2 separate regions of the Homo sapiens genome follow, and region 1 is linked to region 2. Evidence: read pairs that join two places in POLR2A ChIA-PET (ENCODE). Cell type or tissue: GM12878. All regions are shown on one strand. Each heading gives the region's core, and the rest is flanking DNA. Links, peaks and the distances in the headings are about the cores only.

What was found. Peaks named below come from ENCODE experiments on the same cell type or tissue, not always from the same donor. Only the 100,000 strongest peaks of a DNase experiment are listed, where the experiment ranks them.
Region 1: POLR2A ChIA-PET joins it to region 2 with 6 read pairs; 8 of 35 experiments call an interaction of 5 or more read pairs at or near these places.

The regions. Positions count from the first base shown.
Region 1 is chr17:78,692,818-78,698,190 of GRCh38, forward strand. It overlaps CYTH1 (cytohesin 1), which reads right to left. Exons shown (of 14, transcript NM_004762.6): 10 at 3,190-3,192. It also overlaps the pseudogene RNU6-638P. Among named protein-coding and RNA genes, the nearest start is that of SCAT1, 63 kb to the left of the region's middle. In GM12878, for the core only: no CTCF peak of the experiment used is centred there; a DNase peak (open chromatin) is centred at 2,566; H3K4me3 peaks cover 2,544 bases; H3K27ac peaks cover 4,836 bases.
Region 2 is chr17:78,766,420-78,771,792 of GRCh38, forward strand. The region is part of intron 1 of CYTH1 (cytohesin 1); the gene reads right to left. Among named protein-coding and RNA genes, the nearest start is that of CYTH1, 13 kb to the right of the region's middle. RefSeq lists an enhancer at 2,503-2,672. In GM12878, for the core only: a CTCF peak has its summit at 2,928; no DNase peak of the experiment used is centred there; H3K4me3 peaks cover 1,811 bases; H3K27ac peaks cover 4,291 bases.

The DNA.
Region 1 (5,373 bases), core at 172-5,171, 74 kb before region 2:
AAAAGCCTATGTGGTAGAAATTGCCAAAGAACAGAAAAAGAGGGAAGGGTCAGCACCTAGTGCAGGCTACTCTGCTACTGACAAGCAGCCCGGCACATAAGGAGTGTTTCACTGGAAGTGAAGGAAGGAGGAAGCAGGAGGGGAGATGCTGGGAGCCTTCAAATCCACACTTTCCCTGGAACACGAAGTAAATCCCCATGGTTCTACTCTCTTCTTCACCTTCATGATTACAGTGAGCTTCTACACTGGCTCTTAACCTTATGTGCTAGTGTCCTGAAAACAAAATCTCCCGGGTCCTGGGTGAGAATCAAAGCAGAATTCCTCTATCAAGGAAGAATCAACTCGTACTGAGAGGTGGCCTCAGGAGCCTTTTCCGTTCTGGGCTTCTCACCTGGAGCTTATAACAGAAACAGCTGGCAAATACAGCCATGGCAAAACAAGCTCTGGCGGTGGTGGCTGGGAGGCTGGCAAGGGCCTCCCTTGGTTCTTTTTAGTATTTCTCAGCACAAAACACTGGGGTCATGGCTAGGCACAGGGGCTCACGTCTATAATCCCAGCACTCTGGGAGGTCAAGGTGGGTGGGTCGCTTGAGGTCAGGAGTTCAAGACCAGCCGGCCAACATGGTGAATCCCCATCTCTACTAAAAGTATAAAAATTAGCCAGGGGTGGTGGCACATGCCTATAGTTCCAGCTACTCAGGAGGCTGAAGCATGAGAGTCACTTGAACTGGGAGGTGGAGGTTGCAGTGAGCCAAGATTGCACCACTGCACTCCCGCCTGGGTGACACAGGGAGACTCCCTCTCAAAAAAAAAGAAAAAAAAAAGAAAAAAAAAAAAGTTGGGGTTGGGGCCGTGAAGTTATGCTGAGACAGACATGAAGGAAGGAAAAATTTCCCCAAGCCTATCTGAATGAAGCTACACCTGCTGTCAAATCGGGACCACAGGCTTTCTCTTCCTCCACCTCTCTCCCATCAAGGGAACATTTTCTGAACATGAACCACTCAAAACTTATCCCTAAGGCCTTGACCTGTGAAGCTATGCATGGCATTCTAGAAACACTTCTTGTGCCTGCTCTTTTGCTAAGACTTAACCTACAGACAATACCGCTTCTCCAATCTTCCTAAATAGCAAGGATCATGGGGCATAAATCTCATACCTCCGATCATGCTTTCTCTCTTGCCCTCATCACAAATAGCTGAGCAAAGAGGAGAATGGTTTTACAGGGATTATTCTAACTGCCAGGACCTGCCTGCATGCTCACACCAGAGAAACCTAAGGGGAGTATGCAAATAATGTTATGAAAAGAAAATGTCCAGCGTAGGTCCTGGCAGACAAGTAAAAGGACCACTGGACTTTCAGGCCAGTTTTTAGCACCCTGCTTGGATGCTGAACCCTAGGCGGGCTTACGTGACTGATCATTAATTGCCAAGATTCCAAATGACACAGATCTAGGTTATGCGAGGGAATTTGCTGTAAGCAAGCACGTGCCCTCCACCTGCCCATCCTGTGCTATATCAAGCAAATTGAGACTCTCCCTCCAGTAACTTCTAAGTTTCATGTGAGCCCTTGCCACTGGTCCCTAAAGGTTAGATGGCATGAATTAAGAGAAAACCATAAATGGATACTATGACATGCATGTGGAAAACAGGAAAGCCCGGGCAGAATTAAATAAGGAGGATAAAGAAGGCAAGGACTATATTCAGGATTGAAGCCAATTTGTTCTTAAAAAGGAACCCCCTCCACCAATTCAGAGTCTGAGAACTTTGGTCTTCCAGCCTGGCGGGCCATTGGTTGCCCACGGAGGCTCGGCACAAAGGGAACATCAACCCATGCTGACCTCCCATGCGCTCCATCACAGGACACTACCCGGGGAACCCTTCGGACATAGGAGATCATGGAAAAAGCGAGTCAGATGCTAAAAGAAACAAGATGGAAAGAAATCAAGGAGAAAAAGCAAAGCCAGAAGAAATTCTCTGCCTGATTACAAAAGCTTGGTTATTATGCCTGGACAATTTGTTGCATTACAGAGACCTCTACCATAAAGCATCACTGTGGGCCCACGGGGAACATTTCCACGTGGAAAGAAAAGCAGACATGAAACAAGCAGACAGATCAATGTGCGCCTAGGACAGTCCCTGTGGAACTCACAGGACCACCTCCCACTGCACGGCTCCTCAGGCCTCCTGTGACCTCCCCGAGACATCAAGGCCGGATGCCATCTTCCCCTACAGTTGAGAACAACCTGACAAGTCCCTGAAGCATCTCAGTAACTGTGCGTGTTTGGGGTTGTTCTTTTTAAGTGTAGCTACTGCTCAGGGAATGCTTAGGCACAAACCTGAGGGGTCTTGGGCTAAGAAAATATGTTTCCCCAAAAAAACCAGCAAATGGAGAGGAGACACCAAAACCATAACCAGGAGACCGATTCGGGGCTTTAACGAGGACTCGCTGAAAAAGCGAGGGAGCAAAACAAAACATAACAACAGAGCCGAGGCTGTTAATACCCTTCTCTGATCCCCAGGAAACTAAACACGAGGACTTCAGGGAGGGTTTTTTGGTTTGGACTTGTTTTTTTCACCTTCACTCGGTATCATTTTGAGTTTAGGAAATACCATTTCCCCTTTTCGTGCAAAGGCAAATGTCTTAAGTATCATCTAATTTAGTTCTTTCCCTAGTTTGCTTTTCCATCATGGTAAATCAGAAGCTTTCCATAGCTTTGGGAAGTCAAGACTTTGTTCTCTCTGGAGTAAGTCTCAGCTTGAAAAAAGAAGAAAAAAGAAAGACTTCCTTCTCTTCTTTCTCCTCTTCCCCACGTCAGAGATTAACTTTCAATCAGGCTGATTAATGGACGTCAAATTGAATATCAAACATAGCGCATGTCTTAGCCAATAATTCCAAGTGAAAATGTCATGGAAACTTCCTCTGCTTTTACAAACCCACTCTTAGTATGTTTTCTTGCATTACTGCATTCAGTAATGAATATAACATATACTCCTCCAAAAAAGAAAAACGAAAATTGCTCCAAACCCCTGATCCTGACCAGTTCCCTAGGGACTGTACAATAAGTTAGAAGCAGCATTAACACTACCACCGGCAATTAAAAAACAAAATAACCAAAAATAACGAAATCAGAAAATGCTGCAGTAATGACAGTGGCCTAGCAGAGCGAGCGAGCAGGCTGAGGGTTACATACCTCCTGGAGTTTGGGGCAAGGAAAAGGAGAGCCAAAATCATGGAAACATACAAATGAGGGAGAAAAGAAAATTAAAACAAAGAAATTAAACCCGATTCCTTAATCTTAAAGTGCAATGTATCAGTCACATTCATGCCTGCCTGGGGAGAGAGCTGAACTAAAAACACTCAACGGGCAAATGATCCCACTACTGTCTGGCACGTGAACGAGGGGCTCTTACATGCCACGTTCCACCTCATCAAGGCAAGATTTGAGGCACTACTGGAAACCTGGCCCCAAAGATGCCACAAATCGGCTTTTACAAAGCCAATGTTTACTAGTATATCCAGAATCAGAGCAAAGAAAGCTAAGGTTATTTCAGGGAAAATTAAATGTCTTTCTTGAGATGGCTGTCACTTTTTAAAGTGTGTGTAAGAATGCACACACATATACCCATGAGTACACATGTACTGATGTGTATACACAAGAATACACATTCTTATGGCTATATGCATACACAGACATATACACACAGCTACAGACGGCTGGAAGCCCTGCCTTCTGCAGCACATAAACACAAAGAGTGATACTAAGTGTGCTACAATGAAAACACAATATTCAGAGTCTAGAAGGATTTGATGGAGGTTTAGAAAAAGTAATGCAATGAGCTAAAACTGAGTCCCACACTTGGTTAAATTTTCTCTTTTTTAAAATACGAGATGCCTCATGAATTTGCATGTCATCCTGGTCTAAGAACCAAGATAATCTTTGTACTGTTCTAATTTTAGTATCTGGGCTGTCAAAGCTAACACTTAGTATTAGCATTTAAACAAATCTCGCTGTAGGGGGAAGTAAATCCAAACTTGAACACACTTTAAACGTTTCCAGTAGGTTTCCTTTCAACTCCATCCACTTGGCAATAGGAATGTGGAAGGGAAGGCTGCCTATGGGGTTAGTAATTTTAGAGCCTTAACTTCAAAGATTCTGGGGGCTTAAAGATATATAAAATGATGGCCAATTCAAGAGATATTTAAAACTGATCGGTGAAGTGGTGCTGTAAGGGGAATTTATGAATTAAGTCATTATGTATAAGCACAAGGACTTGGGATATGACTTTAAAAGGAAATATAAAGTCTACTGCTATCTGACCTAGTCAGAAATAAAGGATTCCATTTTAGCCTTCCCAGATGTGTCAGTAATGACCAAGAGAGTACTGACTTCTAATCACTGGGGCAAGCAGTTGGGCTGGTATAGGACGGAACAGCCCCTGCTAATGTGAGAACCCAACTCATCAAAGGCTAAAGCAGAAGGCAACAGAGGAAAGTACCCTGCTAGTGTCCAAAAAAAAAAAAAAAAAAAGGACATCATTATGTCCAGAGAGTCTAGAGCTCTATGTTCTGAAACCATTAATAAAGTAAACACATGTGGACATGAATGTGTATGAAAACCCTACTAAAGTCTTTCCTATTGATTACCCTGTCACCTTCACGGCAAGGCATGACCACAAATCTCAGCAATACAAGCTCATCACTTCTGGCAAAGGGAAGAGAAATGCATTTTCAGCTTTTCTAAATGAACAAAATAATTAATGTGGCTGATTCAGATTGAAAAGGAGGGGAAAAAAAAAAGAAAAAAAAAAAACCACTGCCCAAGAATGAGTAAGAGTGCTGTGGATTGAGCTGCAGCCAAGGGCTCTAGGCTTGCCATGCACACTGCCTGTGGGGGAGCCAGATGCAGAAGGAAGTGACGATGCACTGGGGTGGGGGCAGGAGCGCCAGGTACAAATCTGTGGGATGGGAAGTAGAAAGATGGACAAGGTCGGCCACCCTCCCAGTGGTTATGGGGACAGGGAAGGCAAACGGACCAGGTGCTCAGGGAACTGCCTTGAAACAAAACCTGGTCAACCAATTCAAGGGTAAAAATGTGGAGCACAGACACATGTGGGCAATATTTATGGTGGAGTAAGTCTGTCCCCAGTAGTCTCTGTGTCCCATGGGGGCAATGACTATGAAGTCACTTCCCTTTTGGAAGCCGACCTTTGTTAGAACAGAACTCATACCAAAGTCTCTCTGGAGTCCTCTATAAGCCACCCCCTTTCCTACATGGTGCGTGTGTGTCCATGAATGTGTGTGAACATGCATGCGCGTGCACACACACGCACGCGCACACATGCACACGCACAAACACGCACACGCGCACACACGC
Region 2 (5,373 bases), core at 265-5,264:
GAATCATCAAAGGCCAGGCTGAGTAATTCTTGTTGCCACAACATCAAACCCAGTTTACCAGAGTCCCTGGAAGGAAACAGCAGCCCCTAAACTAAATGCTACCCGGGGGATTAAGGAAAAAGATACTGCCTTTACTGCATGATCCTACAAACTCCTCAAATTTCAACCCTAAGATTAACAATGGCTCTTTCAATGTAAATGTGTTTAATAACCAGCAACACAGGTTTAACCAAAACTCTGTCCAAACTATATCAAGATACAAAACTCTGTATCCACTCCCAGAAGAAAGAACGTTTAGAAAGTACATAAATTCATCTCTGAGAGGTCTGAGAAAAAGAAAAAACAATGAAAAGACATAAATAGCATATAAGGTATGTAAAAGTACAAGACATAAAAATGAAGAGGGGGGTGTGAATGAGCAGCCAGTATAGAAAAAGCCCATTCAAAGCATGGCCTGTGCATGGAGCCTGAGAAATCTAGCTTGTGGTGCCAGCTCAACCACTCAGCAGCTATGTCCCTTTAGAATCTCTCTACTTCTCCATTTCCTCACCTATAAAATCAGTACAGTATTTGTTGCCACCCACAGGGTAACTGTGAGGGTTCAATGAGAACTTACGAAAAATGTTCAGCAATGAACTTCATGTGCAGCAAGCAGTTAACTGCTAGTGTGGGAACAGCTAGAGCAGTGACACCTACTCTGGCATGTTCCCATCTCACTTCATCCCAGTAGGTAACTGCCTGTTGGGTTTGCTCAAAAGTACGTCTCAGCCGGGCATGGTGTCTCACGCCTGTAATCCCAGCACTTTGGGAGTCCGAGATGGGAAGACTGCTTGAGGCCAGGAATTCAAGACCAGCCTGATCAACATAGTGAATCCCCATGTCTAAATTTTTTAAAACCATTTTTTTTAAAGTACATCTCACTCAGAACACAGTGAAAGCTGAAAGTCCCCAGGCTCCCATAGCATTTGTTGGTATTTCCACCATAGCAAATTTCCACGTGAACCGCCCTACACTGTGAGCTTCTGGAAAGCAGGGCCTATATCTTAAAATTCTTCACAGCCTGAGCATAAAGCAAATACCCTGACACAAAGAATTTAAAAAGTCTGAACAAACGGATGAATAGATGAACAAATGGATGAATAGATGAACAAATGGATGGTTGAATAGATGAATAAACGGATGGTTGAATAGATGAACAAACGGATGGTTGGATAGATGGGAAACAATTTAAATGGCAAGAAAAAGAATCCAGTGTTTTTTTCAAGCCATAATGATTGCAGTGATAAGTGAATGGTGATAAAAGTTTAAAAATTAGAGAGGTCTAGAGGTAACACCAGAATGAAAGGGCCAGGAGCAAGTCTCGGACATGCTGAATCTTGGACAATGATGGGATATCCAAGGGGAAATGTGCAGGAAGCACTTGAAAATGCCAGAATGCAGCTAAGATTCAAACGTTCTCTTAATTTCAATCTTAGGGCTGTTGGAAATAATATTTCAGAGAATTAGAGAACACAAAAGAAAGGAAGTTAAACAGGTTTCAAAAACACATATAGTCTGCAGCTGCTGTGTACAGAAGCCAGAACAGACAAAATGAAATGTGAGACCGATCGTCCTGGAGGTTTACAACACATCACATATGAATGTTTTCATTCAAGACTGGCTCGGAATCATTGTCCAAAGGTATAAAAAGGAGTCTATAAATACTCTTAATATCCCCCAGAAAAATACAAAAAGCTCTCCACTCTGCAACTTCCAGCTCCTGCCCTCTCTCTCTTTCCATTTACCATCTAGTTACCTGAAGAGTTATATACATTTGCCTTCAAAGTTTCCCTTTCAGATCTCTTCCTCTACCCAGCCCTTCAGTGGTGGTATTCCAAGACGACATCCTTGGACTCCTCAATCAGCCCGTGGCATCACCCACTCCCTGGGTTCCACTCCCACTCCTGCGTTGATCATCTCTGGAGTTGCAGGTTCAAATTCAACTATTTAAATGGGTCTCTCAAAGTGGACACTGTACAAGTACCACAAAACTCCAGAGATTACGTCCAAAACCGAAGTCCTATTCTCAGTATGGAAACTCTCCAAGCAGTCATCCAAAGACAGAAACCTGGTGCTCACCTTCGTCACCCTGTCTCTTTCATCTCCTTTCAATGCTATGTCCCTCCCAAACACTGGCAACCAAATCCATCAATTTCATGTCCTTCACTGGTCCTGTATTTTTTCTCTCCTACCTCCTACTCCCACAGCCTGAATTCAAGCCCTCATCACCTAGCTCACCTATCTCCAAAAATTCCTTAAGGGTCTCTCCACTGCCAATCTGAGCCACACTAAGTCAGAAGAATCTTTCTAAAATGCAACAGAATGCTCTGCTTCTCCCTCTCCTTGCCTCCACCTGCTTCCTTTCTCTCTCCCTTCCCCCTCTTGGCAAAAATAAAAAATAAAAATAAAAAAAAGAACGGGCGCAGTGCCTCACACCAGCACCTTGGGAGATGGAGGTTGGCAAATCACTTGAGGCCAGGAGATCAAGACCAGCCTGGCCAACATGGCAAAACCCAGTCTCTACTAAAAATACAAAAACTAGCCAGGTGTGGTGGCACATGCCTGTAATCACAGCTACTCAGGAGGCTGAGGCACGAGAATCACTTGAACCCAGGAGGCAGAAGTTGCAGTGAGCTGACATCACGCCACTGCACTCCAGCCTAGGCAACAGAGCAAGACTATGTCTCAAAAAAAAAAAAAGCAAAATAATCAGCATAAAATATCCCTGGTTTAAACCCTCTCATAGCTCCGTGTCCCACAGAATAAGTCCTGTGTAACAACACATACTGAAGCCCCCCATAACTGTCCCCCATTTCTCTAACCCTGCCTCTGGCCTCCTCCCTCTGCTCACAGCCTACTCTCCAGGCACAAAGAACCATTTGTAGCTCCCCAAGTGGCGAAACTGCTTCACACCTCCTGTCCTCTCATTCTCTTTGCTTTGATATATACTTCTTTGCAATGTTCTCCTACTTGGCACTAACTCATCTTTCACAATCCAGCCCAAGGGCCAGCTCCTCTACAAACTCTCCCCTGGCCAATCCAGTGCCATCCCAGCGCCAGTGGAACTGGCACTGCTCTCCTTGGTTTACCTACATTTTTCATGCACACACCTGCCACATCTACTGTGACACGCTCCTTCACAGCTTGCTGCCATGTTTGTCTCCTCCTTCTAGACTCAAAGCATCGGTGACAACAGGGACTACATGGTATGAAATGATCACTCATGCTTGTTGACTGAATAAACCATTACAAACTACTCATAGAAACCAATCTGCGAGCCGGATGCAGTGGCTCACACCTGTAATTCTGACACTTTGGGAGGCCGAGGCAGGTGGATCCCCTGAGGTTCGGAGTTCTAAACCAGCCTGGCCAACATAGTGAAACTCCGTCTCTACTAAAAATACAAAAATTGGCCAGGCACAGTGGCTCATGCCTGTAATCCCAGCACTTTGGGAGGCCGAGGTGGGTGGATCACGAGGTCAGGAGATAGACGCCATCCTGGCCAACATGGTGAAACCCCGTCTGTACTAAACATACAAAACTGAGCTGGGCATGGTGGCGTGTACCTGTAATCCTAGTTACTCGGGAAGCTGAGGCAGGAGAATCACCTAAGCCAGGGAGTCAGAGGTTGCAGTGAGCCGAGATCGCACCACTGCACTCCAGCCTGACGACACAGCAAGACTTCGTCTCAAAAAAAAAAAAGAAAAATACAAAAATTAGCCAGGCATGGTGGCGGGTGTCTGTAATCCCAGCTACTTGGGAGGCTGAGGCAGAATAATTGCTTGACCCGGGAGGTGGAGGATGCAGTGAGTCGAAATTGTGCCACTGCACTCCAGCCTGGGCAACAAGAGCAAAATTCCCATCTCCAAAAAAAAAAAAAAGAAAAGAAAAGAAAAGAAAAAAAAAAAAACAAAGAAATCTGTGATATTACTACAAAATAGGCGGGTTTTTTTTGTTTTGTTTTGTTTTGTTTTGTTTGAGACGGAGCCTCACTCTGTCACCCAGGCGGGAGTGCAGTGGTGTGACCTCGGCTCACTGCAATCTCCACTTCCCGGGTTCAAGCGATTCTCCTTGTTCAGCCTCCCAAGTAGCTGGGACTACAGGCGTGCGCCATCACGCCTGGCTAATTTTTATATTTTTAGTAGAGATGGGGTTTCACCATGTTGGCCAGGATGGTCTCGATCTCTTGACTTTGTGATCCGCCTGCCTCGGCCTGGGATTACAGGTGTGAGCCACAGAGCCCGACTGAAAATAGGTTTTTTTAATAGCCTTAGCCAATTCCATCATTCATACCTAACACTACTAATTACAACATAGATTTAACAATGCCAGGTAAGGGCACGCTTCTGAAATAGAAGCCTTGAAGACTCAAGAAAAGGTAGAAAATGGCCAAGTGCGGGAGCTCATACCTGTAATCCCAGCAGTTTGGGAGGCCAAGGCAGGCATATTCCTTGAGCTCAGGGGTTCAAGACCAGCATGGCCAACATGGTGAAACACCGTCTCTCCTAAAAATACAAAAACTGGCCAGGCGCAGTAGCTCACATCGGTAATCCCAGCACTTTGGGAGGCCGAGGTGGACAGATCACATGAGGCCAGGAGTTTGGGACCAGCCTGCCCAACATGGCAAAATCCCATCTCTACTAAAAATACAAAAATTAGCCAGGCATGGTGGTGCCCGCCTGTAATCCCAGCTACTCAGGAGGCTGAGGCAGGTAAACTGCCTGAACCTGGGAGGCAGAGGTTAAGAGAGCTGAGATTATGCCATTGCATGCCAGCCTGGGCAATAGAGCAAGACCCTGTCTGAAAAATAAAATAAAATAAAAATGTAAAAATAAGCCAGGTACAGTGGCACATGCCTATAATCCCAGCTACTCAGGTGGATGAAGCATGAGAAATGCCTGAACCCAGGAGGCAGAGGTTGCAGTGAGCCAAGATCACGCCACTGCCCTCCAACCTGGACGACACAGCAAGACTGTCTCAAAGAAAAAAGAAGGCCAGGTGCGGTGGCTCACACCTGTAATCCCAGCACTTTGGGAGGCCGAGGCAGGCAGATCACAAGGTCAGGAGATAGACACCATCCTGGCCAACACGGTGAAACCCTGTCTCTAACAAAAATACAAAAATTAGCTGGGCATGGTGGCATGCACCTGTAATCCCAGCTACTTGGGAGGCTGAGGCAGGAGATTTGCTTGAACCAGGGAGTTGGAGGTTGTAGTGAGCTGAGATTGCGCCATTGCACTCCAGCCTGGTGACAGAGCGAGATTCCATCTTAAAAAAAAAAAAAAAAAGAAAGAAAAGAAAAGGTGGAAAATATAAAGACTTGGATAAGGAAGG